4 separate regions of the Mus musculus genome follow, and all the other regions are linked to region 1. The links are chromatin loops, found by intact Hi-C in ENCODE. Cell type or tissue: heart. All regions are shown on one strand. Links, peaks and the distances in the headings refer to the core of each region. The heading gives the core; the rest is flanking DNA.

Region 1 (5,999 bases), core at 589-5,588:
AGAAGCCCCAAGACCCCGGAGCTACTGTGGCATCAACAGGGCCCACTTATTAAAATCTTACCCTCTTCAGGCAAGGGTAGACACACACAAACACACGCCCACACACACACACCCTCCTGGCATGTATTAAACAGATGGGCAGGTGAAGAATCTGCATAAAGGAAATCCAGACCTGTTCTTTCTGCTCCTTACTGTGTAACCCTAGGTAAATTCCTGGGCTCTCTGAGCATCTGATACGCACCTCGGAGCCTGCATATACTTTCCACTCTTTAGCTTCCTTTCCTTTCAAGGCTAATGTGGCAAAGAACTCAGTTTTTAAGAAATGCTTGTTGGATGGCTGCTGCCGGGGGAGGGGGGGGGCGCCTGTCTCTCTACCCTTCCCACTCACCCTCACAGGACAAGGAGACATAGCTTCACACCCCTCTGCACCCTGATGTGTGCGTGTGAACTTGAAGGCAAAGGTGCTGCCCTCCTGCCTCGGGGAAATGCCTCTGTGGCTGTGTGGCAACGTAAAGCTAATCTTCACAAGAAGCAGTAACCTTCACCCAACCCAAGCTACTCAACATTCGGGTTTCCGGGAGCGCCAAGGGCCACAGGAACTAGAGTACGGGCAGAGGTATTTTAGAATCCAGCACCTTCACAACCCTGGGTGCTCAAACCCAGATCCTGTAGTTTCAAAGTGGGACCTCGGGGGTGTGCGGAAGGCAGAATGGGTCCTTAGGACTGGGGAAAAGGGAGCAGACTACTAGGAACATAGAGGCGGGAAAATACAGTCCTAAGCACCCCCGACTGCCCACACCCCCCACTCCCTTCCTTTGCACCCAGCCAGCCCCGGGCGCGAGAAAGTTGGGGGCGGGGGCCGCGGCCGGAGGTCTGGCAGCCAACACCCGCTGCGTCCTAGTCTCGGCCTTCCAGCCCCGGCCACCGACCCCAACCTCTGGCCGGCCCAGGCCCGGGTCTCGCCCGCTGCCGTCCCCGGGCTGCGCCCCTCAGTCGTGCGGCTCAGCAGCCCCCCGCTTCCCGCCGCCTCCCGGGCCACCCCTACCTGCGGCCGCAGACCCGGGGAGCAGCAGAGAAGCCAGTCCCGCCAGCAGCAGCGGCCGGAGCCCCGGCCACCCCATGCTCCGCCTCAGCGCCATCGGCGGCGACGCCGCACCATGCCGGGCCCGGCCCGCGAGCGCAGAGAGGAGGGTGGCGGAGGAGGGGCGGGAGGCCCGCGGGAGGGGCGGGGGGCGGCGCTCGGCCCGGGCGTCCCGGACCCGCGGCCGCCTAGAGCCGCGGCCACCGCCGTCAGCAGCGAGGAGTCCCCGGGGCTGCGGCTGGGCCACCGCGCTCCTTCCACAGCCGCCGCCGCCGCCGCCGCTGATTCATGTTCTTCTGCGAGCCGCCGCCTCCTCCCGGCCCGCCCGCCCGCCCTCCGCGGAGCTCGTGCCGCCCTCCCCCTCCCCCGCGCAGCCCCGGTGGCGAGAGCCGAGCGCTAACCTCAGCCCTTACCGCCCGACCTCCCGCCCACCTCCAGAAGGCGCAGCGGGACCCGCGCCCTGGCCACTCCGCTGCCGCTGCGGAGGACCTGCCTCGCTCCCTGGACAGGCACCCGGCCACGCCCCTCCTTCCCCAAATACTTTCCAGTCTCCAGCGGGGCACCCCATCCTCTCCTCAGAACCCCTCTTGGAAGCTCCTGCCACACCCCAACACTGTTCTAAATCCTGACCTCAGACTCCGACACAGCCCTCTCAGAACACAAAGCACCTACTAGACACAGCAACCCTCAGGTGTCCCCAAGACGGCTGGAACAGCTCCCCGAGAAACTACTAGCATCCCTGTACCTCTTTGCTTGAGCTTTTCACCCAGTTTTTTTTTTCTTTTTCGATCTTTGTAGCCTACCTTTAATCGCCAAGTATTCTCCTATCGAAAGACCATTCTCCCCAGCCCATCTTCCCAGAGTGTTTTCCAGTTTGTCGTCCATCTAGAGTTTTCCAAGATCTGTTTCGTAATTCTTAGGTGTCCATCCCCACTGCTAGCCTACGAAGGCCAAAGCAAAATCACCGTGATTTTCGAGGGTATCATTCTTCTTTCTTGCTTCCTCTTTCCACCCCTCCACTTCTGGGACATAGTGTGAACATTGGCATTGTCTTCATACTAGCTAGTGAAACATCTGCTATTATTAGTAGACCACCTTGCGCACAGTAGGCACTCCATAAATAAATAGGCAGATCCTTGTTAAAAGAATGAATAATTGCCTGCTCCACAACCAGTAATCACTGGAGGTGGCCTGCCCACAGACATCCTGTCAGGAAGATGCAGAGCTGGTTCCAAATCGCACCTGCCAAGTCCTCCTCTTGTCCTCACCTCTTCTTGGCCCCTGGAGGACAACCCACAACAGGCGCTTTCCAGGGGTCCTGGATGGGGAGAAAGAACTAGCCAGTGAGACGTCCCATACTCACTGGATCTTTCCAGGGATTCTCCTGAGCAGCAGGAGCCTCCCTCTTCCTCCACTTGGCCCACCAGTGCTTGTTTATTAATTATCTTAATGATAACAGCAGTGCTGGCGGCAGCCGCAGACCCAGCTGGGGGCGCCCCCAGGCGGCAGGATAGGAAGACTCTTGGCAAGTCTGGTCAACAGTTGGATCGGAGGGGCCTGACTTCCTGCTGAGCGCTCTGCCAATTTTCTTGGGAACTCTAGGATGGCTCCAGGACGCTTTCCTGAAGGGGGAAAAAAGAAAAGAAAAGCACACAAGCTTGCTCTTTTCCAGAGCTTTGGAATTTTGAGTGTCAGACAGTCTGGAACGGAAGCCAGAACTGTTCTACGCTGTCTCCAGTAAAGGGGACCCTTCTCTTTATTTCAATTAACCTGGCACAGAGTATTCCCGGAAGATGTTCAATCTAGAGACCAAACACAGCTTCTACTTCCTGTTCTTCACTCCTGAGCTGATATGGAATTCTAGCCCAAGGGTTTATACTTTGTTATCAGTTAAACTGGCTCCTTAGGCAAGTCATGGAGGTGGCTTTCCGCATTCTAACTAAGCCTGAGACACATCACCATCCTGCTAGAAAATATGTCTGCTTTCCCTGAAGGGAAATCCCACCTCACTTTCCCCGAAGGACATCCTGGTTCCATGTTATCTTCCTAATTTCATTTCAGTATCCGCCCTGGCTCTCAGTATTTCTACTTACAGGGCCAAAGTGGCAGGCAGAAACCTGTGGGGTGCTGATCTGCCTTGCCTTTTTATCTGCTATACAGGAGTGGTTCGTTTCTTAGTTCTTAAACCCACTCAGCGCCTCTCTCTCTCTCTCTCTCTCTCTCTCTCTCTCTCTCTCTCTCTCTCTCTCCTCTCTCCTCTCTCCTCTCTCGGCATAGCATAGGAATGTGCTTCTAGGGTATGTGAGCAGGTGTGATTTTTGTGGAAGAGATGTGTAGGTGGGTGAGAGGGTGTGCATTGTGATGTATGAGGGAGGGTGTGCATTTGTGCAAATTCTAAATGTGACTGACGCTCTGTGGGTGGATGGGAAGAAAGTGTGTTCTTGTGTGTATGTCTGTGTGTGTGTGTGACTGGAGGAGGATGGCTGCCTGTGCAAATGCATGCCTGCAAAAGTTCCCTTCCTTCTGTAAATGCATTGCTTGGAGGGAAGGTAATCAGATCAGCAGGAAATGTTAGCTGACCTAACAGAGAAGCAGCTGTCCCTGGAGTTCCTGTCCTCCAGACGGAACCAGAGCCAGCTCTATCTATCTCAGGGGAGGAACATGCTATTGTATGGCTAAAGACATGCTGTGAAAGGAGGGGCTAGTGGCAGACTCATATTGTGGACAGGTCAAAGTTAGACCATAGCATCTCCTTACTCTGTTAAATGGTAAAAATTGGGACTAGAGAAATGGCTCAATGGTTAGGTGCACTGTTGCTCTTGCAGTAGACTCCCTCCTTTGATTTCCAGATCCCACGTGATAGTTCACAACAATCTATAACTCTAGTTTCAGGGGATCTAACATCCACATCTGACCTCGTCAGGCACCAGGCACACACATGACATGACACACATATGTGCAGACAACACCCTTACACACATGACTGCTCACAGAAGCAGGACACCTGATGCCATTTCCAGCATCCCAAGAAACAGCTATTTCAGCTTCTTTAGATTTGAGGCCGCTCTCCCCACAAGGAAGAGGAAGCAAGGTGAGCTATGGGGCACGACACCCTGACCCAAGTACCCGTTCTTCCCCAAACCACTGGCTCATGAGGGTTGGCAGGTCCCACTCAAGGGGTGAGGAAGATCATAGACTATGGTCCTTATCTTCTTATAGGCAAATGTTGTTGCTTTGGGGGCTTCATAGGGAAAATAATGCCTATAGTTGAACTTCAAGTGTGCTAGAAACTGTTGCTATGCCTACCAAATGCTAAGCAGGAGATCATGCCACTCCTTGCCCCACAGAAAATGAAGCAGAAAGGTATATTCCCAAAGGCGACTAGACGTTCCCTAACAACCTTGGGGGAAGCCTCAAATAATCAGACTTCTCCCCAGAACAGATTTAGAAATAAAAAGAGAGAGGGTACATATTTGGGCTTTCTGAAAGGGGTTAGGTCCAAACGTGGAAAAAAAGAGAGATGACTCAGTGTTAAGAACACTTGTGGGCTGGAAAGATGGCTCAGTGGTTAAGAGCACTGACTGCCCTTCTGGAGGTCCTGAGTTCAAATCCCAGCAACCACATAGTGGCTCACAACTGTCTGTAACATCTGTTCCAGGGGATCTGGCACCCTCCCACAGACACACATGCAGCCAATGTACATAGAATAAAAATAAATAATAAAAAATTTTTTTAAAAGGAGTACTTGCAGAGGCCCAGGTTCCCAGCATCCACAGGCAACTCATAGTCTGCTGTGGACCCAACAGCTTCTTCTTGCCTCCTTGGGCACTGTCTTAGTCAGGGTTTCTATTCCTGCACAAACATCATGACCAAGAAGCAAGTTGGGGAAGAAAGGGTTTATTTGGCTTACACTTCCATGCTGCTGTTCATCACCAAGGAAGTCAGGACTGGAACTCAAGCAGGTCTGAAAGCAGGAGCTAATGCAGAGGCCATGGAGGGATGTTCTTTACTGGCTTGCCTCCCCTGGCTTGCTCAGCCTGCTCTCTTATAGAACCAAGACTACCAGCCCAGAGATGGTCCCACCTACAAGGGGCCTTTCCCCCTTGATCACTAATTGAGAAAATGCCTTACAGTTGTATCTCATGGAGGCATTTCCTCAACTGAAGCTCCTTTCTCTGTGATAACTCCAGCTGTGCCAAGTTGACACAAAACTAACCAGTACAGGCACCAAGCATGCATGTGATGCTCATACAAGCAGGAAAACACTCACATATAAAAAGAATATAAATAAATGTTTTGAAAACAAGTTCAACCGGGGAGGAGAACCCTTGAGGGGAAGAATTGTATGTTAGAATGTATATGTGTGTCGTATTTGTCTTCTTTTTAAAAAAATTAATGTGTACTTGTGTAGCATGGCAGGGAGCGGTTCTTGTGGAGGGGCTCATGTGACACAGCCTGTATGTGGACATCAGAAGAATATGTTCACCCGGCGGTGGTGGCCCACGCCTTTAATCCCAGCACTCGGGAGGCTGAAGCAGGTGGATTTCTGAATTTGAAGCCAGCCTGGTCTACAGAGTGAGTTCCAGGACAGCCGGGGCTATACAGAGAAACAAGAAAGAAGAAGAAGAAGAAGAAGAAGAAGAAGAAGAAGAAGAAGAAGAAGAAGAAGAAGAAGAAGAAGAAGAAGAAGAAGAAGAAGAAGGAAGAAGAAGAAGAAGAAGAAGAAGAAGGAAGAAGAAGAAGAAGAAGAAGAAGAAGAAGAAGAAGAAGAAGAAGAAGAAGAAGAAGAAGAAGAAGAAGAAGAAAATGTTGTGGAATCAATTGGTTGTTTTTTTCATCTTACTTGAGTTCTGGGGATCAAACTCAAGTTTTCAGGCTTGCATGCCACGTACCCACTGAGCTAGCTTGCTGGGTCCCT
Region 2 (5,999 bases), core at 435-5,434, 210 kb before region 1:
AGGCGACTGTGGGAGAGAGGACAGGAAGTTACCACAAAGGAAGGAATGGAGCACAGGACACTGTCTCCAGTCCTACAGATTTGGAAGTAGAACTGAGAATTCAAAAGCAGTGCCTAGAGATCCAATCCAGGAGCTCACCCAACCACAGCTACTGGGCAGAGTGTTTTCCAGAGAAATGCTAACAAATTCATAGATCACCAATACCAGACAAGGCAATTCTGTGGTTACAATGGAGCACAACAAAATCTACATGGTTCTATGAGTATTTCTGCACAGAGATCAAAACAAGACTATACTACATACCACAAAAATAGGGTTTGTGATATAGCTCAGTGGTAGAGCACTTATCTAACAAGCAAGGCTCTTGGTACTATCTCCAGCACCTCAAAATCTCCTCCTCCTCTTTCTCTTCTTCCTCTTCTTCCTCCTCTTCCTCCCCTCCCCCTCTTCTTCTTCTTCCTCCTCTTCCCCCTCCTCATCTTTTACTGAGGACACTTGCCAAACCATAAAAATGACCACACATCACCCTTTTCCTCCTAGCATGATTGGTGACTTTGTCTTTCTGTGTCTTTACCACAGCATACTTTCTTTCTGGTGCTGACAGCTTATCAAGAGGCCAACCAGAAGGAAGACTCCAATCCCTTGAGTCATTCTTAAAATCACCTAAGATGCACCCAGGTGAGACAGTCCATGGTCCTCTGTGCTATTTAATCTCCCCGATTCTGACAACTACCAAGAAACCCAGGTTTCTGTCTACAAAGGGGATCTTTGGGCATTGCGCACTCTCCATTCTGCTCCATGAAGTAGTGACTAAAGCTTTGAATGGACAGTGGGCCCCATATAGCTCACCTGGCCTCAGTGATGCTGGCAATGTCTGTTCCAAGAGCATGGGGTCTAGGTAGGGTACTGAGGAAGTGCAGGTTGGAAGGATTGAAAAGGCGCACCGTGCCATCAGCACAGCCACAGAAGATGTATTCTTGGGTGACAGAGATGCAGTGGGCCACAGTGGTCTGTGGGCAGAGCAGCTCAGTAAGTAAGGGCCATCTTCCCATTTAGCTTGGCTTAATCCTTCCCAAGCCCTCAGCAACACTCGCTCACAAAGGAGAGCCAGGCCAAAGTCGGGCCAACCCCTCAGGTGTCATCTAGAAATGCCCTCCCTCCAGCAGCATATGGTCAGAGGGCCTGTAGCCCTGCAGACTTGGGAGGTGGGGTAGAAATCAAGGCCATCAGAGGGACCAAGATTGGAAGGTAGAAAAACCCCAACAAGGAGAAAGCAACAGCTTGAGAAGAGAAGGCCTAGAAGCACTTACTGTGAAGCTGTCTGTGTTCTGAGCAGAAGAGGAAAGCAGGGAAGAGAGGCGAGAAAGAGCAAGAGGAGCTGGTTATGCAGATCACTGCGAGCGAGCGCCCTGAGTCTTCTCCTGCAGTCCCCTTCAGCATGCACAAAGGCCCAGCCTGGCTCTACAGCCCCAAGGCCAGTTCTCCCCTGATTTGAGATAAGGCCAGACCCTGTTCTGGAGCCAGAGTTACTTACCCTTAGCTCCACCCATTTGTCCAGAAGCCTGCGATCGCTGAACTCGCACAGCAGCCCCGACGACGTGATACAGAAAGTGCTATCAGCCTTTTCCCCTCGGCCACAGGCCACATCAGTGAACAGGTTGTTCCTCAGCTCCCCCAGCAGCCCCGAGCGGCCCAGCAGGGGCACAGTGGCGTTCACCTGTGGAGACACCACTACAGCCATCTAGCCTTGGAAATGAGGGCCTCAGAGAGAGGGCAAGCATGTGTTCTTTGAGACGCCTCAGCCCAGGCAGGTCAGGTCCATGAAGAACCTGTGACTGTTAAACAAGCCAAAGGCAACAGCTGGAGTGCTGTTCAGGGTTGGTCATCTCAGCCCTCACCTTTGAGGTCTTACTGTCATCCAGGTACCAGAATTTGATGTGCCGGTTGCCTGCAGTGACAAAGTAGCTGCAGTCTTCAGAAAAGGACACTGCGGTTACCCGACTGGATACTTTGTTGGAGGCCACTACAATGTTTTTCTGGAGGGGAAGCCAGAGGAAGAATCAAAGTTCTGCCTGTTGGGGATAAGAAGGTATCCGAGAACAGACAAGCTCTTCCTACTGGGGTAAGAAGGTATCTGAGAATGGACAAGAGCTAGCAATAATTTCTACTTCAAAAACAAAAAAAAACCCCAAAATAAAAACAAATACAAACAAACAAACAAAACAACAACAGAAAGAGAGGAAAAACAAAACTCTTCCTTTCTGGTATTTAATGGTCAGAAAACAAAACAATAACAACAAAAACCCAACCTCTTTTCTAAAGGAATTCAAAGGTTTAATTCCTTAGATGTGTAGGAAAAGCCTCTAGAAACACCCTTGCTCCTCAGGTGCTATTTTGTACTTCAAATACTGTTCAAGGAAGAGCTGGAGACAGTGAAGGAAATGAGGTTGCTTGGGTCAGCAGTTCCCCCTCCACCCCCATGGGAACCCTCATGAGGCCGCTAAGGCTGTCACCAGCCTACTCACCTTCCAGGCCCACACGTTGACAATCATGTCATGCTGGTAGCCCACAGACACAATGTACTTGGCACTTGGGGAGAAAGCCACACAAGCCACACCATACTTATGCTCCTGTAGCTCTGCCACCTGGCTACGTTCAGCCACATCCCAAACCCGCACGGCAGGCATGTGCCCACTCTGCAGGGAGGCAAAACCGCACGTGAGAACTGTGGAAGGTGTTATGTGTAGCCTCCTTAGTCTCTCACCTCCCCAGCTTTAAACACTGTCCCTCCAGTGTTCAACAAGGGAGAGCAAGATAAAGGCATAGAAAAAGGATCTGAGGACACCAGTGTCAGCAGAGGTTAGCCCTTGCCTCTGTCTGGTCAAAGCTCCTTGAATGGTTCTAGCAAGCAGCAGCAGGCATCTACCCTGACTGCCTCCTTGTAAAACCAAGGGCCATGTTCCTCATGTGCCCAGCAGGGGGCATCTGAAGATAGGAATATTTTAGGATAAATGTGTCCTTAACTACCCCACATTGTTAGAAGCTCTGGGGGAAAGGAGGCAAGAGATGACTTCAGCGTGTAAAGCATTTGACATAACCTTCATGACCCCTCCCCCACATAAAGAAATTAATTAATATTTCTTGTTTTGGTTTTACTTTTTTGTTGTTGTTTTGTTTTTTGAGATAGGGTTTCTCTGTGTAGCCCTGGCTGTCCTGGAACTCACGTTGTAGACCAGGCTGGCCTCGAACTCAGAAATCCACCTGGCTCTGCCTCCCAAGTGCTGGGATTAAAGGCGTGCGCCACCACCCGGGCTTGGTTTTACTTTTAAAAGAAGGTTATAGAATCAAACAACTTTGGAGTAGGAGCCTAGCTGTGAGCACTTTGAAAAGCCCTCCCAGGGAGCCTGATCACACTAAAGCTTAAGAACAGCTATCTGGTCAAAGCAGGAACCAGGGTATCAATCCCTGAAGCCAAAGTGACAGCACCCTAGCTGGAACACAGGACGGTGGCTTTGGTTGAAGGCAGGGTGTCCATAAGCTACAATATTGCCACCCTGTTCTTCACTTACCTCTCCAGTGACCAAGTACTTGCCATCAGGGGAGAAGGCAAGGGCAGTAATGGTTTTCCTACAAGAGACGGGGCAGGTTTGGTTGACCCTAGACTGTGCCCCCTTCCCCAACCTCCCTTCCTCCATCCTTCATGCATATTTCCCAAAGGCAAGGCCAACAAACTCAAGAGTGTATATGCGCGTCCCTATCTGGCCACAGGGCCTCAGGCCCCCGGCCACGGTCACCCCCAGCCCCTGAGGCCAGGCCCACACACCTGGAGCTGTTGAGGATGTGGTGCTGTTTGTGCTTCCGGGGATTGAAGAGGACGACCACACACCTGAGGAGATGAGTGAGATGTCACACTGAACCATAGCTTCCTCAGGAGCCCACTGAGACTTCTGGTCACCCAGCAGAGGGAACAGGTCGGAGTCTCCACCCAAAAGGGTCTATTATCAGATTCCCATAATAGAAAGGCTCTCCACCAGAAGCCTAGTCACCAGGACCCTGACTGTCAGTCCCATCTCTGATCATACTCCTAAAGGACAGCAGAGACAGGGCCTTCCCCCAGCCTTTGAACATATCCCAAGGAATGAATGGAAGATGGAAGAGTTAATGTGATTTGATCAGCTCAGGCCTCAGCTTGCAACTGGTTCTCAGGCTTGGAGCCACATGTCTTAATCACTGTTAGAGATGGTATGCTTCTACCTACTGAGTAAGAAAGAACACACGGGCTATGCTAGGGGCTAGAACTGCAAGGAGGCCTAAGCTGGAGGTGGAGGGAGCAGAGATAGCTTGGGAGGACCTTGGGAATGACTTGGGAAGGCTACAAAGCTTCCAACTGAGCCAAAGGACGCCTAGCTTCAGGGCCTAAGCAGGGCTTTCTGGCCACTAGAGCAAGACAAGTAAAGGTTTGTCCTAGTTCACAAAAAAGGGCTGAGCAACTTTTCCTCGAAGGCAACAGGCGTCCAGTTGGGATCGAATCCAGATAGACTGTCCTGAGCAGCTTTGGCGAGGGAAGCTGAATGGCCAGAATCAGCAGCAGTAAGCTACAGGTCAAGGGCCAGACAGTGCTCGAGGCAGGCTCTGTGGTGATGAGCAGGCACCAGGCCTGTTGTCTGGCTGCCTAACCTCTTACCGGTGGAACAGCAGACAAGAGCAAGCCTGGAGGCTGCCATACCATAGAGTGGAAGAAGAAAGAGCACCGACTGCAGTGGAAACTAGGTAGAGGTGCATATTGATAATCCGTACTTAGCATCTCAGGCTCAGTAAATGAATCCAATATACAGAGCCCACATATTCCCTGGGGACACTAGACTTTTGATGGGACCAAACACATCCAGAACTTCCAGCTGACCAACAGACAGTCTTAGGTCTCATCACCACTAACTGCCCTGCCCGACCAGCCGTTCCTCAGTGGTTTTCTTCCTTTTATCCCCAATCCCACTCTTTCCTGATCCCTTTGCCCCATTCCTTATTCCTTTCTCTTTTCACTTCTTTTTTTTTTTTTTTTTTTTGGTTTTTCGAGACAGGATTTCTCTATGTAGCTGTGTCTGTCCTGGAACTCACTTTGTAGACCAGGCTGGCCTCCAACTCAGAAATCCGCCTGCCTCTGCCTCCCAAGTGCTGGGATTAAAGGCGTGTGCCACAACTGCCCGGCTTTCTTTTCACTTCTTACCTCAAGTTCTGATCTCCTGAATTTCCCTTTAAAATGCCATGGTCAGGAGGGTCTTAGATATGACAAAAGCCATGTTTAGGGGTATACCTGTCATATCAGCATTTGGTAGGCTGAAGAACGAAGTCTTGATTCTTCAAATATGCAATGTACAATATATTGAGTTCAAAGCAAGACTGAGCTACAAAGTAAAACCTTGCCCCAAACATGAACCATGACTAAAGCAAGGGCTCTGGAAACCTTGTATCCTGTCACGTCTGAACAGTCTGTGAAAGCACACATGAAAGTGCACATCACTTACAATTCAAAGGCTGCTTATAATGTGCAGAATAATATCCTCTAGGCCTGCCATCATCTATTTAGAACCCACAGAGTTTTCTGTGGCTGCTGTTTTCTGAACCTTCTCCCAATCTCTGTTGACCTGTGACGAGCCCTCTACAGGCTGAGCTCTAGTAAAGGCGGCTGGCTGGTCTGACCTTAGAGGCTACTAGCTTCCTGACTAGAAACGGATGAACAAGGGCAAAGGGCTTCCACTCTCTGCGACAGACTTCCTCTAAATGCATTGGTGACACAATGACACCAGCTATGATCTAAATGCAGAACAACTTCATGTTGTGGTCCCTGCCTGTGAGTGTTCCCTGAAGTCTGTCACCCTAAAGCAGCACAGTGGCCTTTAACTTGTTCTGGTGGCACACACATATAATCACAGCACTTGGGAGGTGGAGGCAGGAGGGTCAGGAGTTCAGTCATTTTCAGCTGCATAGTGGATGTGAGGTCA
Region 3 (5,999 bases), core at 444-5,443, 100 kb before region 1:
TTCGATTATGGAACTCATTCCACATACTATTGTTATCAAGGGTAACCGTGATTTTTCCCACAGTACAATCAGCCGGAAGGCAAATTTTCTCTTTAGATTTTCCTGGTGATGACTCCCTACTCAACAAAGCACGGGCATCTCGATTAGTAACTAAAATTCCTTGATCAGTTTTGCCATTTCCTGGCTGCTTTAGGATGACAAAGAAGGTAGGTGCTCCTCCTGTCACTGTCCCTCCATCTTGATTGGCCAATATGATTTGCTGTTTCTCTTCCATGATTCCAGTGAGAAATTCAGTAGTAAGAAAACTGTAGTCAATTCATAGTTACAAATGCTTTTTCATCCTAAAAAACAAACAAACGAACAAAAAACAGAACTTTAGTCAACTCAGAATTTTTCTAACAAAAATACAACTGTAACTCATCTGGTAGAGATTTGCCTAGCACACATAAAGCCCTGGGTATTTCCAGCCCTGCGTATACCAGGAGTAGTGGCACAGACCTGTACTCTACACACTTGGGAGATGGAGAAAGAGCACAAGTTCAAAGCCAGTCAGTGGTACAGGCACAGATAAACTTGCCCATGTTCCAGTAAATAATCACCTACCCATGCTTATGCAAGCAACCCTACTTAAACTTAGTAGAGGTCAGAGAGATGGGTCAGCAGATCAGGCAAGCCAGTTGATCCAAGTTCAATCCCTGAACCTTACAAAAAAGTGAATAAAGAGAATTGATTTTTAAACCCTTTCCTTTGACCTCAATGTTCATTAGGTGACATGCAGACACATACATGCACATACTAAACATTTATCTAAAACCTTTAAACTCACTGACTCACAGACAGACGAAAAAAGGTTTCAATTGGAGAGGGAGAGAAGAAATGAGGGTGAGAAGTAGGGATGACAATTACTAAAATTCATGCAATCCGATGCAAGATACAAGTATGAAATTGCCAAAAAATAAGTACGTTTAAGGGAATTCAAGATCACCCTGGGATACATGAGAACCTGTCACAAAATGTTATCCAAAAACATTCCTAATTCTTTAAGACATAGCTTATAGCCTTCTTTCTTTCAATCACTGTAATGGTATTTGTTCTGGAATCCCTAATCATCCTTTTAAAAAAAATTAGGGAATAGGAGGAAGAGATGGTTTCTTAAGACTCATTATGTAGATCAAGCTAGCCTCAAACTCAAAACAATCTTCCTGTGTCTGACTGTTAAGTTCTGAGATTATAGGCATGGATCACTCCACCCAATTACCCTAATCATTTCTATCATCTTTAAACTAATTTTAATCTAATCTAACTAGCTAAGTTATTCATATTCTATCTAAAAAACAAAAAAAAAACAAAAAAATAGTAATAATCCTACAATCTTATACAAACTAAAATTATGTATTTATTTTAGGAAACTATTTCAGTGTGGTTCTCAAGACATAATCCTATAGATTAGAAGGCTAAGGCAAGATTACTTAAAGGTCAAGACCAGTTTAGGCTACACAGTCAGAGAGGTTTTTGGGTACTAGGGACAAAAGTTCCAGTGCTCATATTTAAGAGCTTTATCCACTGAGTCTTCTCTCCAGGTTCTGGTGCACTTAAACTACAAACTTTATGTTAGGTGAAGTATAGCTCAAAAAATTACAAATAGCAGGGTACGGTGGCACATGCTTTTAATCTCAGAACTTGGGAAGCAAAGGCAGGAGGATCTCTGTGAGTTCGAAGCTATCCTGATCTGCAGAGAATTAGTTCCAAGACAGCCAGGACTAAATAGACCGTCTCCAAAAAAAAAAAAAAATTTATAAATAGCCAGGCTTGAAGGCTCACACCCATTAAACTATCAGAAAGTTGCTGAGGCAAGAGAATTGCCATGAATTGAGATTAAAGGGGTGATGAAGTGTTACAGCTTTGAAGGGAGAAGTATTATGGCAGTAGGAAGCCAAGGAATACCACAAAGTCACACCACACAACGAACCTCACCTAAGGGAATTATTGGGAAAACCTTGGCTTGGGTAAGACACTGCAAAAAACTGAGCAGGAAGCAGGCTTTATATAAGATTTCTTGGGGGAGCTTTCCAGGGTGGCCCCATCTTGGGATTTTCACTTTGTAGAGCATAAAGGAACTGGGTCCAGCCATAGCCTTGTTCTGTGAGAAGAGTCTGGCAGCTGGAAGCCCTCAGGGGTGGGGCCTGGCCACTCTTGTGTTGAGGAGCTTACCTGGAGGGGATCTACTTTTTAATACTAGAGCCCTAACATCCATGACCATAGATAAACGAGGAGTTTAACTTGATATCTGTTTCTTTTGAGACAATGTCTCACTATTAGCTAGGCTGACATGGAATGCATTGTATGCCTATAAACCCAAACACCAAGGCAGGAAAATTAAAAGTTCACAACTACATAAAAAATTCAAAGCCAGTCTGAGCTATATGACACTCTGCCTGCCCCATCCCTTCCCCCAAAGGGGAAAAAAATACAAATTGCTTTATTTCAACTTTGTACATAGACATCTAATAAAAATATAAAAATATGTATGAAAAACAGGAAAAGTCAGAACTTGTAGACTTGCATAAAGTCTTTTCAAAAACTAAACCAAAAGGGTTGGAGATGTGGCTCAGTGGTTAAGAACACTAACTTAAGGTCCTGATTTCAAATCCCAGCAACCACATGGTGGCTCACAACCATCCCTAATGAGATCTGTCGCCCTCTTCTGGAGTGTCTAAAGACAGCTACAGTGTACTCACATATAATAAATAAATCTAAAAACAAACAAACAAAAAAAACAACTAAATCAAAAAACTTAAACCAACCAATTTATTGCACCAGTTAACCAAAATACATAAAATCAAAGACCAATTTATGACCCCAAGCTATCATAAACTTGAGGCACGTGGCAATAATTAAAAGAAGAATCCTGGGGGGAGGGTATAGGGGAATTTCGGGATAGCATTTGAAATGTAAATGAAGAAAATATATAATAAAAAATTTAGAAAAAAGAGGAAAAAGAAAAAGGCACGCGCGCGTGCGCGTGCACACGTGCACACACACACACACACACAGAAGAATCCCCCAGACCCTACTGCCCATAGTGCTGATAACCTAACCAGATAGTGATTCTCACAAGTGGGTTTACCACTGAACCATTCTCACAAGTGGGTTTACCACTGAACTGTATATCCCCATCCCATGCTTGATTTTTCTCATCTACAGCTTGAAATATGTTGTTTCACACATACAAAGACTACTCTTAAACTCTAAGATAACCTTAATGTCCACTGCTAAAATCAAATGTACTTTAGAAGTGCTAGGCTACTCCAAGAAAGAAAAAAGAAATCCATTCTGGCAATATTCTAAAGTACTCTGTATTTTGCTCTCTTAACGTTTTAATAAAGAACACAGGCTGGTGGTGCAAACCTTTAATCCCAGCACTGGGGAGGCTGAGGCAGGAGAATCTCATAGGCCAGGCTAGTTTTTGGTTCAGCCTTTCCTCATCAAGCATTTACCTAGATTAAAGTACGGGTTGGAAAGGGCCTTAAACTAAGTTGTAAAGAGAGAAATTCCTGGGCTAGAGAGATAGTTCAATGGTTGTTAAGAGTACTGATTGCTCTTCCAGAGGTCCTGAGTTTAATTCGCAGCAACCGCATGGTGGCTCACAACCATCTGTAATGGGATCTGATGCTTTCTTCAGATCTGATGTGTCTGAAGACAGTGACAATGTACTCGTATAAATTAATCTAAAAAAAAGAGAAATTCTCAGTCCCCCCACTACACATATTCACACTCTCTAACAGACGTCATTTAAAACAATGTAGCAAGATGCATTAATTGTAACTTTGGGAAATTTTTATTATAATGGTCACCCTGATACAACCCATAAAACACACTATGTAGCAACCCAATTAAATGATTTACATACTCAACTACACCAAGTCAAAATTCGAAATCAATATATTACTTTTAAAACACAAATTTCAAATGATGGTCAACACATTCTAAATGTTGCCCATGCTAACCATGTCCTTTTAAACGATAAATGTACTACTATACAGGAGGCTCACTATGGTGTTTGTCTTTTGATTAAATTAAATCGCATTTTGAAACTCAAATTTTTTACATATCTCCATTTGTAGGTATTAATCTGAAACAATTCAAGTTAACAAGCTTTTAGTTGCCTATGGGTTACTAAGTAGAACCTGAAAAACTAACCTTTACTGCAGAAATGGACAGCAAATTTGAAATAAATATGCCAATGCACCCAGGGAATGAAATTTCAGGTCTTTCACTTGTGTTGCAGTTAAGTGGACACAACTTACTACCTATGTATAAAAAAATAAAACAGCCTCCAGTTACTCGCTTTTCAGCTAGCCACAAACATGAAAAAAATGTCGCAAAGAAAACTCTTCCAGGGTAGAGTCCCAAGGATCACGTGCAGCCAGGCGGAACCCTGTGTTCCTAAGGCTGTTCAGCCGCTTTCGGTTACCTTGGAGACTACACAACTAGTCACCCCGCCAGCCCATTTCCCAGCAGTCCTCTCGCTACTCTCCTGCACCTTAACTGCAGCAGCGTCGTGCGCAAAAAGCCAGCAAGACAGGCAGAGTTGACCAAGCACTTGGACACGCAAGCTTGGCAAGCTCAACAACACCCACAGACTGAGCATAAGTGAGCCCTAACTTCTCAAGATCCACGTGTCGGCTTCGGCGACGCGAACAAGAGTGGGTCTCCCTCAGACGGAGATTTTTCCCGTTCTACTAATCAAGCCACTCTTCAGGCACTCTTCACCCATGCCTGCTACCATCCTTTTGCCAGAGAAAAAGAGACATTCTTGGGGAACGAAAGAGAAGGCTAATGCCCTTGCGCACCTTACACTCGACTCAAAGACGTACTTGAAAATTCAACAGAAACGGGAAGTCCTATGGACAGAAAACCAGTCAGGTTACCCCAGAAAGAGAAAAAGGAACCACCACCTGTTCCCTACCTGTTTTCTCCGCCTTCGAATTAGCACTTACAAATCACAGCTCCTTTGTTTACAAAGTTCTCACTCTCATTCAACTCACTCATCGCCCCCTCATTAAATTCGGGGCCTTGCCTCAATTTGACCCGAAATTACACGCTAGGAAATGTTTGAATAGGTGTCAAAACACTGCATCCAGTTCCTTGGAGAAACAGACATTGGTTGTTTCCCTCGGAGAGTTGAAACTCAGAGAGCTGAACTCTTAAAACCTGTGCTTATTCCATCGATAACCAGGCTAGAAATCGTCACGCGGAACGTGCCATGCTGTTCAACACCCCACGCACGCGAGGGCAGGGCCGTGCCGTAGGCACTTCTCACCCCGCCCGCCTCGTGGTCTCGGTCTCCGGCGTCGATGTTCCTAGTTAGTTCTCCGAGCGACACGGAAGTGAGGTCGGGGAGGCGTGCGAGATGACATGCGCAACTCGCTCAAGGGACCAAAGGCTGCACAGCGTAAGGCCCAGCCAGGCCCAGGCGTGCGAAGCTCTCTCTGCGGAACGCTGGGCAAGCCGTTCAAATACACAAGTGGTTTAAACTCAAAAAAACTCCAATCGGGCCACTATTGAAGCGACGCCCTCCACCCAGGCCCGAGAGTTACCGTGCGGGGCGTGGCCGGCCTCACCCCGAGTCCTTCACATCCCTCTAGGGGAGGGTTATTCTGAAGGGTTCGCACACCGTGTGTCCGCTTCAGCTGAAGAGCCTGCGCACGCACCGGATGTCCACGTCACTGCGCACGCGCTCCTACCAGCTTGGAGCCGACCGCGCAGGCGCATAGGGAGGCGCGAGCAGCACCTCTTTGCCCCTCCCCCAACATCAGGAGGCCAAACAGCCCGGAGCAGCGTCAGGACCCTTGGGTTCCGCCCACGGAGCCGAAGCCGTAGCCTTTTCGCATTTTAGTAATCCAGAAAGAACTTATGAAGCTTCCAGAATCAGGAAAGGAGAGACAGGAGAGAGGTACACAATACGCTCAATCCTGTATTCGAAGCCTTCGTGAAAA
Region 4 (5,999 bases), core at 590-5,589, 150 kb before region 1:
ATTTTAAACTACTACCTTTTTGTTGTAATTGATAAAGCAGTTAGTTATTAACAAGGAAACAGCAGCTGATATAAGAGCTAAATATATCTCAAGAAAGAGAGATTCTAGAATATAATTGGTACAAAGGCTTCTATCATTTGTTCCTGAAGAGAGTCGCTCCCTGAAGCAGCTGTCTATGAGCTGTTTTATATAGGACCCTATGCTCAGGAACCCAGAGCCCACCACCTATTTTGTAATTTTACTGAAATACAGCCCCATTCTTTCACTCACATGTTTGTGGTTGCTTCCACACTACCACAGCAATGGAATCATTTAGCCTGCAATGTGTAAAATGTTTACTATCTGGCCCCTTTATAGAAAAAATAATGTAATCTAACTCTTGCCCTATATCATGCCTGGCCCTCACTTACTTAAATTCAGTTAATAGTCCTGTAAATAGGAAGCCAATCAAGAAAAATCTCAACAAAAAACATAAAACTATAAAGGTTAGATTGTAAAAAACAATGATTGAAGTATAGAAAAAATATAGAATTTTTAGTTCCAACACAATACTGAAAGATACAAAGCAACTTTCAGGTAAAATTAAACAAAAATATTAGGTGGAATTTTGCAGTTTTTCCCAAGAGGAAAAATTTCCCTCTAAATGCAGACAAACTCTTTCTCCTCTACTTTTTAAAAGCATATTTTCAGTGTTTAAGTGTATCAGGTTAAGTGTCAATCACATCACAGACAATGTGACAGAAACCACTATGATCAAATGATTGTAGGTATCCTTAAAAATTCAACTTAGTAGGCACTTTACAGCATCTATATTCCAAAGGATGAAGCAACCTTTACAAGAGTAATGAGTAAGACACAAAGTGTTTCCTTAAACATTAGTCATTTAATAATGATCTAAACCTAGGCACCCAAGTAAATACATTAGGTTTTAGTGATTCTCTAGAAAAGCTAGCTCTAATCATTTAAATCCACAAGGTTTCAGTCAACAACAAAAAACGGGCTCACCACCTTTTCTACATCAACCTCCTCACTCTGGTAGCCAGAGACAACATCCACAATCTCATCAAGAGAATCATCAGTTTTCTCATCTTCCTCATCCTCATCTTCCAGATCCAAAACTGTGAAGTCAGCAGCACTGCTTCTCCCATCCTTTGTCTGTTGCTTTGGTTTCATCTGTTCTCTTGGGAGCAGTAAATGACCCTGAAAATGTCTGCTCCCTCTTCTTCCTTTTGTAGCTCTCCTAGGGATAATAGAGAAGGCCGCAGAACTAGAAATGCCACTCCAAGAACCATCCTCAGTTTTTAGAACTCCACCACTCTCAATAGTTCCACTTTTTCCAAGTAATTCAGAGATATCCTGTTCAGAATTTTCTTGACATGGCTTCATTTCTGTAAAGAACTGAACGTTTGCCTCTTTGTTAAAGTTCTGTGAAATTCCAATGTACTTCTGAGTTAAGGGGCCCTTTAGGTGTTTTCTCCATCTCTCTCTAAGACTGTCCTTCCCCAGAGAATCTTCACAATCCTTCTTGGCCTCTGCCTGTGAGTTAGATTGCTGTTCCTTAACTTGGTTCCCCGATAATTCAAATTTACTGTCCTTAGAAAGGACTAGAAAGTCATCTGGGTTCTCTGGATTGTCTGATCCCTCCTGCGGTTCAACCTTCACCTTAACACACTTTTGAGGCCGTATACTTCTGATGCTTTGGAGTGCCATAATATCAATGTTTTTAGAGCCAGCTCTAACTTCTGGAACAGTTTGTTTTTCTTTTGGACTGTTCTGATTCTTGTTCCCAGAGTCCTCATCACCATCTTTGTCTTCATCTGTATGAGACCCAGTGCTATAAGAGTATTCATAAGGTCTGGCATCTTCCCTAAGGGTTTCTTCATCCAAAAGATCACCCCCATCATCCAATGAATTATTCGAGGTATTTTCTGAGGCAATAATTCCTGAGTTTTGCTTCATTATATTAGCCTCAGAGTCTAGAGCTTTATCTTTTGATGGTAGAGCTTTCTTAGTTTCCTCCTCTCTTTTGATAGAGTTTGTTTCATCTTTCTGGTCTGTACTCTGAGATTCCTTTTTTATTTGAAGGGAAGCAACATGCTGAAGAACAGAGCTAGGGATAGGCTTTTGTCCTGGGAGCTGCAACAAGGCAAAACTACCTGACTGCAGAGGAATGAGGCTAGCAGTGCCTACAGGCTGTCCTCCAGTGCTGGGTGTTATTTTGCTTTCAGAGCCTGTTTTACTTGCAAGGTTTTGAGTTTCAGGAGGAGAGATCCTCAGAGTCAGTGTACCAGCCTGAGAGACAAAACTAGATCCAGAGGAAAGCAGTGAAGGTGCCTGAGAAATGACATTTACTGTTGGAGAAGACCCAACAGCCTGAATCACAGGACTCATGACAGAGAAGGCAGAGGATGAAGCAGAAGATGATGGAGTCTCTGAAGATTTGCAAGGAGCTGGTAGTCGGATTCCCACCATAGATCCTGGAAAGAAAAAGGAAGAGCTTAAATCACTACTGTTCATACCATCAAGTCTTTTCAAGGTATGTCTCCCACTTTAGGAGACTGAAAAAAAAATTCTGGCATATCAAACAAATCACATAGTCAAGTGATTTAACAACAAAACTCATCAGAGGGGCTGGAGAGATGGCTCAGCGGTTAAGAGCACTAACTGCTCTTCCAGAGGTCCTGAGTTCAAATCCCACAACCACATGGTAGCTCACAACCATCCATAACGAAATCTGGCGCCCTCTTCTGGAGTGTCTAAAGACAGCTACAGTGTAGTTACAAGATATGTAAATCTTTAAAAAAAAAAAAACTCATCAGAAAGATCTCTAACTTTATACCTGGGTTCCGAAATACCACAGGCTGTAAGCTGGGCTGGGCATTAGAGCCTCGAATCTGATGTAAAGGTAGGAGTTGGACAATCTGCCCATTGGGGTGCCTGAATAGGTTCATTCCACTTGGACCCCTAACAGGTTGCAAGACCATCCGCTGTCCCTGAAGCTGTGGGTTTTGGATTGGTCTAAGCGTAGGAGAACCCTGCTGCACTGGAATCAACAACAATCGAGGTCCAGTACGTTTCACGTTGTTAGAAGAGATCTGTGGAGTAGTCACTGGAATTTGAGGGGCATTTTCTGGAAAACAGAAAAATGAGAAGCTACTATGAGAATTTATCTTTAAAAGTACATGGGTAAAAATAATATGACATAAGACCTAATAATGCTGCAAGTAACGTCTTACTTGAATTTATAAAGTTAATGAAACACTTTCCCTTTATAGTATATACTATTCATAGCTAAGAATAATCTATAATTTGCTTTATTTTTTGAGACAAGATCTCTTTATAGAGCCCTGACTATCCTAGAACTCGCTATGGAAAAGAGGTTGGCTTCAAACTAAAAAGAAAATGCCTTGGCTCATTATTGTTGTCATCACATTTGCCAATGGTGATCCACACTTTTAATCCCAGAATATGGGAGGCAAGATGGGCAAATCTATGAGTTTAGAGGCTAGTCTGGTCTACAATGCAACTTTTAGCATAGCCAGGCCTATACAGAGAAACCCTGTCTCAACAAACAAACAAATCACAATACATTTATTTTTGTGTGTATCTTATGCGTATATGAATCAAAGGACAACTTGTAGGAGACCTTTCTCTTCTTCTTCCATGTGGGTCCTGGGTATAGAACTCAAGTCATGAGGCTTAGAGATACATACCTTCACCTACTGCGGTATCTTGCCTGCCAAAGAATAATGTATTTTAAACCTGAGTAATTGCCCAGACATTGTAGAACTTTAGATTCAGAATGGTTTAAAAGGAAAACCATTAATTTTTCAAGACGTACATTTCAAAACATGGTTCTATCTAATGAAAAGCAGAGGCAGAACTCTAGAGCTGAGTTTACATTCAAGTTCAAGAGATTACGATCAACTCTCTCCTTTACAATAAGTCCTATGATTCTGTTTCACATCTTTACTTCACAAAGATAGTATTAGGAATAAATATCATGAGGTGTATGCTAGTGCTCTTTAGTTTTTAAATAACAAATAAATAAAGAGTTTAACTTGAGGCTGCAAAGATATTTCAGTCGTTAAGAGCACTGGCTTTACAGGACCCGGGTTCAATTCCCAAGACCTTACAACTGTCTATAACTCTAGTTCCAGGAAGTATGATGCTTTGTTCTGGCTTCTGTAGGCAATGCACACATGTGGCACACAGACAGACATGCAAACAAAATACCCATACACATAAAATTAAAACAAACCTTTTTAAAAAATTACAAAGAAAAGTTTACGCATTTGTGGAAATAATCTCAAAGCAAACAAAAAACTCTTAGTTCAATGATATGAAACCAAGAAATACCAAAGAAGTAGAGAAATAAAGCCTAGTTAGAAAGAAACAAAAAAGGTTTTAAAAAAAAGGTAAAAAATTAATTCAGAAAATGTGAATTAAAAGACACTTCAAGCTGGGTGGTGGTTGAGCCAGAGACAGGATGATGTAAGTTTGAGGCCAGCCTGGTCTACAGAGCAAGTTCCAGGGCAGCCAGGGCTACACAGAAAAAAACCCTGTCTTGAAAAACAACAACAACAACAACAACAACGACTTTTCAAACCATTAATAGTAATAAATGAGGTTTATTGTTTAGAGAGCTATTTGGAAATACAAGATGAGAAGAGAATATTCTAGTGTTAGTTTTGGAGTAAAGAAATTGGTATAATACTCATAGTAAGTACAAACAAAACTGATCTAATTAGTATACTTATCTGATATCAGCAATAAAATGTTTGCCAATTTATTACCTGTGAAAATAATACTACACAATTTGAATAAAAATATGCATCTGGGGGCTGGAGAGATGGTTCAGAAATTGCTGCTTTTGTAGAAGACAGGAGTTCCTGGAAGCCATGTTGGGAAGTAGAAAAAAATTGCCTGCAATTCCAAATCCAGGGACTCTAACGCCCCTCCTACCCTCCAAAGACACAAACATAAAGGGAGACAGACACACACACACTTTTTTAAAAAAACATGCAAATGGTGGCTGAAGAAACTGTTCATGTTTAGAGCACTGGCTCATCTTCTAGAGGTAGTTGTATTTAAATATAAAAATGAGGAGCTGGAGAGACTGCTCAGCACTTCGCTTTTGCAGAAGACCTAGGTTCAGAGGCTCCCACACCCTCTTTTGAATTCTGAGGGTACTGCAAGTATGCAGTCCACTGACATACACAGATACATCAAATATATACATAAAATAAAGCAGGTATGATGGTACACACCTTTAATCCTAGCACTCAGGAGGCGGAGGCAAACAAATCTCTGTGAGCTTGAGGCCAGCCTGGTCTAAAGTGCAAGTCCAGGACAGCCAGAACTCTGTTACATAGAGAAACCCTGTCTCAAACAAAACAAAACAAAACAACAAAATAAAATTTATCAAAATAAATAATTATATTACCCTAAATTCTTGTAACCTAATCCAACTTAAACTGGGGGCTAGTGAGATGGCTCAGTGGTGGAGAACACTGGCTTCTCTTCCAGAAGACCCGGGTTCAGTTCTCAGTCCCTACCTACAAGGTAGTTCATAACCAGTTGTTTGTAACTTTAATTCTCAAGGATCTAATAACTTTTTTAAAAAAGATTTATTTATTTATCCTATGTAAGTACACTGTTGCTGTCTTCAGACACACCAGAAGAGGGTGTCAGATCTCATTACGGATGGTTTTGAGCCACCATGTGGTTGCTGGGATTTGAACTCAGGACCTTTGGAAGAGCAGTCAGTGCTCTTACCTGCTGAGCCATCTCACCAGCCCTGATCTAATAACTTCTTATGGCCCCTGTTGGTACTACAAGCACATGGTGTACATACATGCAGGAAACACATATAAAACAAAAATAAAAAAATTTTTTGAGACAGGGTTTCTAAGCGTATGTAGCACTGGCATACTGAATTCACTCTGCGGACCAGGGTGGCCTCAAACTCAGAGGTATTCCTCTGCCTCCTGAGTGCT

The links. Hi-C counts contacts between places; a loop is a spot of excess contacts. Peaks named below come from ENCODE experiments on the same cell type or tissue, not always from the same donor. Only the 100,000 strongest peaks of a DNase experiment are listed, where the experiment ranks them.
Region 2: a loop joins it to region 1, with 6 times the contacts of the local background. A loop is called at or near these places in 5 of 42 quality-filtered maps.
Region 3: a loop joins it to region 1, with 2.5 times the contacts of the local background. A loop is called at or near these places in 11 of 42 quality-filtered maps.
Region 4: a loop joins it to region 1, with 2.4 times the contacts of the local background. A loop is called at or near these places in 4 of 42 quality-filtered maps.

Annotation. Positions count from the first base shown.
Region 1 is chr2:119,794,930-119,800,928 of GRCm38, reverse strand. It overlaps Tyro3 (TYRO3 protein tyrosine kinase 3), which reads right to left and starts at 1,415. Exons shown (of 19, transcript NM_019392.2): 1 at 1,046-1,415. The coding sequence starts at 1,139. In heart, for the core only: a CTCF peak has its summit at 2,587; DNase peaks (open chromatin) are centred at 978, 1,558 and 2,578; H3K4me3 peaks cover 1,987 bases; H3K27ac peaks cover 1,435 bases; H3K27me3 peaks cover 1,215 bases.
Region 2 is chr2:120,008,630-120,014,628 of GRCm38, reverse strand. Mapkbp1 (mitogen-activated protein kinase binding protein 1) reads right to left here. Exons shown (of 30, transcript NM_011941.3): 3 at 3,824-3,886; 4 at 3,570-3,627; 5 at 2,526-2,696; 6 at 1,899-2,036; 7 at 1,535-1,717; 8 at 850-1,010; 9 at 1-6. Among named protein-coding and RNA genes, the nearest start is that of Mir7665, 5.9 kb to the left of the region's middle. In heart, for the core only: a CTCF peak has its summit at 2,972 (motif pointing right); a DNase peak (open chromatin) is centred at 2,968.
Region 3 is chr2:119,896,948-119,902,946 of GRCm38, reverse strand. Mga (MAX gene associated) reads right to left here and starts at 5,719. Exons shown (of 24, transcript NM_013720.2): 1 at 5,601-5,719; 2 at 1-341. The coding sequence starts at 274. In heart, for the core only: a CTCF peak has its summit at 2,701 (motif pointing left); a DNase peak (open chromatin) is centred at 4,486; H3K4me3 peaks cover 1,447 bases; H3K27ac peaks cover 989 bases.
Region 4 is chr2:119,943,303-119,949,301 of GRCm38, reverse strand. It overlaps Mga (MAX gene associated), which reads right to left. Exons shown (of 24, transcript NM_013720.2): 16 at 2,840-3,130; 17 at 1,009-2,477. Among named protein-coding and RNA genes, the nearest start is that of Mapkbp1, 26 kb to the left of the region's middle. In heart, for the core only: a CTCF peak has its summit at 2,749 (motif pointing left); no DNase peak of the experiment used is centred there.